2 separate regions of the Homo sapiens genome follow, and region 2 is linked to region 1. Evidence: read pairs that join two places in POLR2A ChIA-PET (ENCODE). Cell type or tissue: HCT116. All regions are shown on one strand. Each heading gives the region's core, and the rest is flanking DNA. Links, peaks and the distances in the headings are about the cores only. Region 1 has its middle 24 kb from the start of MIR548I2. Region 2 overlaps WDR1 (WD repeat domain 1).

Region 1 (2,896 bases), core at 254-2,753:
AGGGAGTGAGAGGGACTTCACGCAATAAAGTTTCCTGGCGTTACACTGCCACCGTAATTGTGTCGCCGACCAGGACCTCTCCTTTCTCACCCTTTCCGTGATCGGCCGTGGAAACCCTTCCAGAGAACTGTCCTCCTTCTCCCGGGATCTCAGAGAAAATTCACCTGAGTTCAGTGTCCAGGTGACCCAAGCTCTGAATGCAGTAAAGTGCATGGGGAGATGAGGATGTCACCATGAGCAAGCCTCCCAGACAGCATCCGGGAGCAACCCCAAGACTGGGCAGGGGGCTCTGATGCAGCCCACGGCGAGGAGGGCTGCCCGTGCTGCCTAAATGGGTTCAGAATGAAGGTCGCCCTCTCGCCCATGTGGGGCTCATTCACCACGAATCAAATGATTAAGACAAGCTCAGCTGACTAAATGGTCAAACATAAAAACATGTGGAAGGAACAAAGAGGTCAACCCCATTATCCATCAAAAACCATCAAGGTGGCGGCCCTCACTGAGGGGTACAGCTCTCCAGCGGGCCCTCATCTGCCCTCCAAACCCATGTGCCTCCCCAATGGAAGGCCAGCAAAGCCACACAGGAAGAGTTGGGGTAGGAAAGCAGAAAGTGAACCCCAGGAGGCCAGGCTGGCCACGGAGCCCCATCGCACACACACAGGCCCGGTGACTCAGGGGCCCACGTGTGCAGGACACCGGGAGCTCACAGGGACAGCGCCCCAGGGGATGCAAGGAACTTTGCCTTTCTGTCCCTCTCTGTAGGGATGGAAAGAGGAGAGCGATTTCTGGGATGGAAGCCATCTGCCTCCTCTCAACTCTCGTTGTCCAACCAGAAAAGGAAGAAAAACAGGAGGACGCGGGGCAGGTGAGGAGCTGGGTGAGCGCCACCAGCCCGCAGCCCAGCAGAGCAGGGCTTGGCCAAGCCCGGCGCCAAGGACTTCCCGCCTACCCCCACCACAAGCCCCTCGCCAGGTGAGAGGCACCGACAGAGTCCCAGACAGATGCCCCAGACAGGATGCCCAGCACGACCCCCCCCTTCCCCTGCTGGGGGCACCCAGGACGCGGGGCTCCCCTTCCCCTTTTGGCCAGCCGCAGAGTCCAGCGGGTCTCCCAGCCAGGGACGTCGTGGGAGAATCAGGAAGTCGAAGCCACACATCCGAGAAGGGGCAGCTGGCGTCTCGGAGGCCGTCACGAGCTGTAACTCCGCGCCCGCCGGAGTTGCCGCTCAGTTACCAACTTCAACCCGGGGCCGGCCACTGAGCCTCCCGCCGCCCCTACCGCGCACCCCCGGACCCCCACGCCCGCGTCACTTACTCCTCTGCCGTCGCCACCTGTCTGGGTGCCGGTCTCCTCCCTGCCTGGCCGCGGCGCGTCCTCCCCGTCCTCGCAGTCCTCGGGCTGTGCGCTTCCCCCTTCCAGCCCCAGCCGCAGCCTCTTCTCCTCGGGAGGTACGTCGTCCTCCTCCCTCCTGGGCCGGCCATCCCAGCCTCGGGGCTTGCCTGTGGCTTTGGAGCTGCCGGAAGGGCTGGCCATGGCTCCGGGGGCTCTGCCTGCACTTGGGTTAGAGGAAGGACCCGGCGCGAGCGGCCTCTGGGCGGAGCTGGGGCGTCTGAGCGCGAGCTCGTTGGGTCCGCGCGGCGCGGAGCTGGGCAACGGGGTCGGCGCGGGCTCCTCCGCCGGCCGCTCCTGGCTCTCTGGCGCCCTCTGCTGGCCGCTCGCGCGCACCGCGGACACGCCGGGCCGGGGCCTGTTCCGCGCTCACCTGCCCCGGCCCAGGTGGTCGCTGTCCCCTGCCCGTGGCCAGGCCCGCTCCGGCCAGGCCCTGCACCTCCTCCCCGCCCCAGCCAGTTTGCACCCCGAAGGTCTCCCTGCCCAAGGAGGAGAGAAGAGAAGGGACGCCCCGAGAGGGTGGACATCGGCCACAGCCATCTTGTCTTTGCTCTTACCCTGTGTCTTGCATGATTTGGAGGTGGTGGGAAAACCGAGGCTGCTCAAAACTCTTGGAGAATTCCGCCTGCAGGATGACATGAATGCACCTTCGCATTGCCTACCAACAGATCTTTTTTGAGCATCACTGTGGACCGGGCGTGGTGATGGGGGAGGGGATATTGTGGTGAACATGAAAGGCATGGCCTTCACCCAGTGGGACTCAGCGCTGGGTGAGAAGGCATTGAGAATGGACATTGTCAATTGGGCCAAAGGAGGCCAAGGAGAAGTGCTGGGGGCATGGGAACTGAGAAAGACAGGAGGCTCAGCAGGTCTTGGAGCTGGGAGAGGGACAGCAGCAGCGGCTGTTCCAAAGGAAGCAACAGCTGAGAGAGGTCTCAGAGAGTTGTTCTCAGCCCAGTGGAGGGTGTTCAGGCAGAGGGTTCAGCGTGTGCAAAAGCCCAGAGGCTGGGAAAGAAGCAGAAAGAAGACTGTGAGGCTGGAGCATGGTGGGCAAGGGGAGAGAGGGGTTGTGGGCGGACAGATTGCCTGGGACCCAGCCCTGCAGGGACAGAGGAGATAGGGGATCCTTGCAGGCCCCCAGCCGGGGCTCAGGCACAGAGACAGTGCAGGTGGGCAAAGGGAGGAGACGTGGAGAAATATTTTGGAGGCATGCCCTGATGAATGAGCCCAGGATGCACCCTTAGTGTCAGTGTGGAGCTCCTTCCTTGGCTGTGTGATGAGCTGAACCCTTGGGTATTTTATGGACAACGAGGTGCTACACCAAGAGTCCAGGACAGGCTAAGTGAGCACCAGCAGCTCCTGGCCTACCTCAAAAGCAGGAGAGACAGGGGAGACCGGGGAGGCCAGGGAGGAAGGGGAAGCCAGGAAGGCAGGAGAGGCCAGGGAAGCAGAGGAGGCCAGGGAGGCAGTGGAGGCAGGAGAGGCTGGGGAGGCTGTGTCCTTTCCA
Region 2 (2,896 bases), core at 152-2,651, 570 kb before region 1:
GGTAGCACAGCAGGTGGTCTTCCTGGACCTTGTGCAGAGAACTGGGCCCTTCTGGGACTCCCCTTAGTTAGTGCTGTTCACTGGATTTGGCATCACCTCTTGCCTGTCCCCGCAGCTGGACTGAGAGCAGGACAGTCCTTACGTGCATCTCCCTCATCTCAGAGGATGGCTCAGTCTAGGCTCGGGCTGTGTCTGCCCACAAGCAAGGCATCTTCGTGGCCTGTGTAGAGCCTCCGTTAATTCGTGGACTCGTTCCACCTGACTCGTAACGAGCTCTTGCTGTGCACTGAAGACTAGTTGGAGACTTCGCACGTGTTAACTCGTGGAACCTACAGCAGCCCTGTGAGTGGCTCTGTTATTTCCACTCTTCTGGATAAGGACACAAGCCATGTTGCTTGCTGAGCCCCACAAAGCCTGTGTGTGGCAGAGGCTGGATTTGAACCCAGGGCCCCTGCTCCCAAGGCCTGGCTCTTAGCTGCTGCCCTCCTTTGAGCTGCTCAGTTGCAGCAAGAAAACAAAAGCTCTTTTCACTGGAAGCAGCTGTAGAGCTGTGGTGGTTGTTAACGTGTCCTGACAATCCTCTTAAAAAGGCGCCTTTACCTGCTTAGCAGATGGGGCTGAGGTTTTAAAGCGTGAAGCCTTGAGAGTTAGTCTAGAATGCTCCCATTTCTTCACGCCAACACAGTGCTCATTTGGAGAGGGTGTGTCGGGATTGGGACTTGGTACTTGGTGACAGGATCGTGGTGGGGGATTGGGGGTACGTGGCCCCCGGTGTTGCTTCTGTTACAATTGGCTGCCCACGCTCCGGTGAGAAGAGAATCAGCATCGAGTTCTGTGTGTAATTCTCCTTCCCCCGCAACACCCACCTGCTACTCTCACAGAAGAATCTTACGCTTGGATTCCTGTGCGTCGTGGAACTGCTCGGTGTGTGAGTGAGGCTGCTGATTTGCCAGGCAGCAGCACGCTGTTGGGAAGCTGCACAGGAAGCCCGGTCTGCAGGCCCAGGTGGAGGCCGCCAGGCCACGCTGAGGCATCGCAGTGGGCAGCACGCTGCACCCTCACAGCTGTGCACCTCGTTTCCAGAAGTCACTGCAGCAACTGCAAAGGAGAGGCAGGTGTAGCCAGTGCCGTCCCATTCCACAAAGGTGGCCTGAGGCCCACACGTCATTCTGATGCCCCTACAAGAAAAGAAACACAGTGAGAAAACTAAACCACTTCCTGGCATATTGGAGTTTACCATGATGTGTCCCTGGGCTTTTTCTGATGCCTAAGCAGGGTTTGTTATCCAGATGATTTCTGGCAAGATTTCTGGCAAAATGCAGAGGCCCAAATGGCAGGCCTCTGGATGCCACGGGCTCTGACTTAAGGGTGGCTGAATATTGTTGCCCTAAGACACGTTCTCTTCACTAGGCCTTTTCCTCTAGAAAGCCTAAGCAACCAGACATGGTTCTGAGTGGGCCTATGGCCACGTGGCCCTGGCCCGGCAGTGACCTGTGGCTCTCCCCCTGCCCTTTACCCCACCACCGCCTCCCCCCCTCCCCCGCCCGCTGTGCCCCACAGATGTGTCTGGGAAGCTGAGGATCTGGGATACCACGCAGAAGGAGCACCTGTTGAAGTATGAGTACCAGCCTTTCGCTGGGAAGATCAAAGACATTGCTTGGACTGAAGACAGTAAGAGGATCGCCGTGGTCGGGGAAGGAAGGGAGAAGTGAGTCACTCCTCTCAGCCCCTCCCTGCCCTGTTGCTGTGGCTCATGCGTCCATGTGCTATGACCCTGGGAGGGGGATGCGCTGATGTCTGTACTAACTTGCACTCGTGAGGGTTGAGCTCCCAGTAGGTGCCGGGCCCCGTGAGGGCTGGCTGCAGCCCCAGGTAAGGTAGAACTCCACATCACACTGGGTTTGTCACCAGGGCCCAGCACTCATGTATCTCCTCTGACGTCCTGAGTGCCTTGCCTGCTAGAACCCCAGCTCTCATGCCCACCTGCAGGCAGCAAGAAGGGGACAGAGTGAAAGAGCAACAGCACTTCTATTCGGGGTCCCTCACAGCAGCTGCCCCATGAAGCTGCCAGGGAGGCTGAACTGTTTCTTCCAGCTGGGCACCTCCCCCAAGGGTCTCTGATGGAGGAGGGAGGGGCAGTGGATGCTGGCTGGGTGGCACTGGGTGGCTACTGACCTCAGGGGCCTAGTGACTGGTGAGGTTGGTGCCGAAACCCAGGTTTTTTTAATTCAAGAGAGTCAGAGTCCCCCCTGCAGCACCATGGCTGGCCATAACCCCTTGAACTTGACAGTGGCATGTCTGTTCTTCACTGAATGGCACTTTCTCGTACATGTTCTAGTAGGTGTTTTTCCATGGCTTCTCAAGTCATTCCTGTTGGTCTTAATTCCTTCTTTTTTCAGTAGCAAATAGTAACTAAAACAGTGTTTTTGTTGAATGTCAGCCAAGAGCAGGGCATCTCATTCCTGTAGGGGATGGTAACTGTTCCCTCCCAATAGAACTGTAAGGAGAATGGTGAAGCTGTAAAGATAGCCCTGGGCCCTGTGGCGTGGGGCCCCACAGACACACACATGCATCCCCTTCCCGAAGGCGCCGGCTTGCCCCATCTTGTTCTTGGGTCCTTTGGACAAATGCCTTGTGGAGCCAGAACCCCAGTGCTTCCCTCATTTGTCCCTGTGGCGTTCTGAGCTGCCTGCTGACAGTCACTCCATCCTCTGTGCACTGGCAGCTCAGCTATCAGATTGCTTACCAGCCTTCTGGGATTGATTTTTTTTTTTTTTTTTTGTCTTCCACCTGTGTCATTGGGTCAAGGTTTGGAGCAGTCTTCCTCTGGGATAGTGGCTCTTCTGTGGGCGAGATTACAGGACACAACAAAGTCATCAACAGCGTGGACATCAAG

Evidence for each region. Peaks named below come from ENCODE experiments on the same cell type or tissue, not always from the same donor. Only the 100,000 strongest peaks of a DNase experiment are listed, where the experiment ranks them.
Region 2: POLR2A ChIA-PET joins it to region 1 with 5 read pairs; 1 of 35 experiments calls an interaction of 5 or more read pairs at or near these places.

The regions. Positions count from the first base shown.
Region 1 is chr4:9,531,066-9,533,961 of GRCh38, reverse strand. It overlaps the pseudogene LOC101928948. Among named protein-coding and RNA genes, the nearest start is that of MIR548I2, 24 kb to the left of the region's middle. RefSeq lists an enhancer at 9-885 and silencers at 1,410-1,479, 1,490-1,799. In HCT116, for the core only: a CTCF peak has its summit at 1,732 (motif pointing left); a DNase peak (open chromatin) is centred at 1,601; H3K4me3 peaks cover 1,840 bases; H3K27ac peaks cover 972 bases.
Region 2 is chr4:10,097,804-10,100,699 of GRCh38, reverse strand. WDR1 (WD repeat domain 1) reads left to right here. Exons shown (of 15, transcript NM_017491.5): 4 at 1,561-1,708; 5 at 2,809-2,896. Among named protein-coding and RNA genes, the nearest start is that of WDR1, 18 kb to the left of the region's middle. In HCT116, for the core only: no CTCF peak of the experiment used is centred there; a DNase peak (open chromatin) is centred at 1,659; H3K27ac peaks cover 641 bases.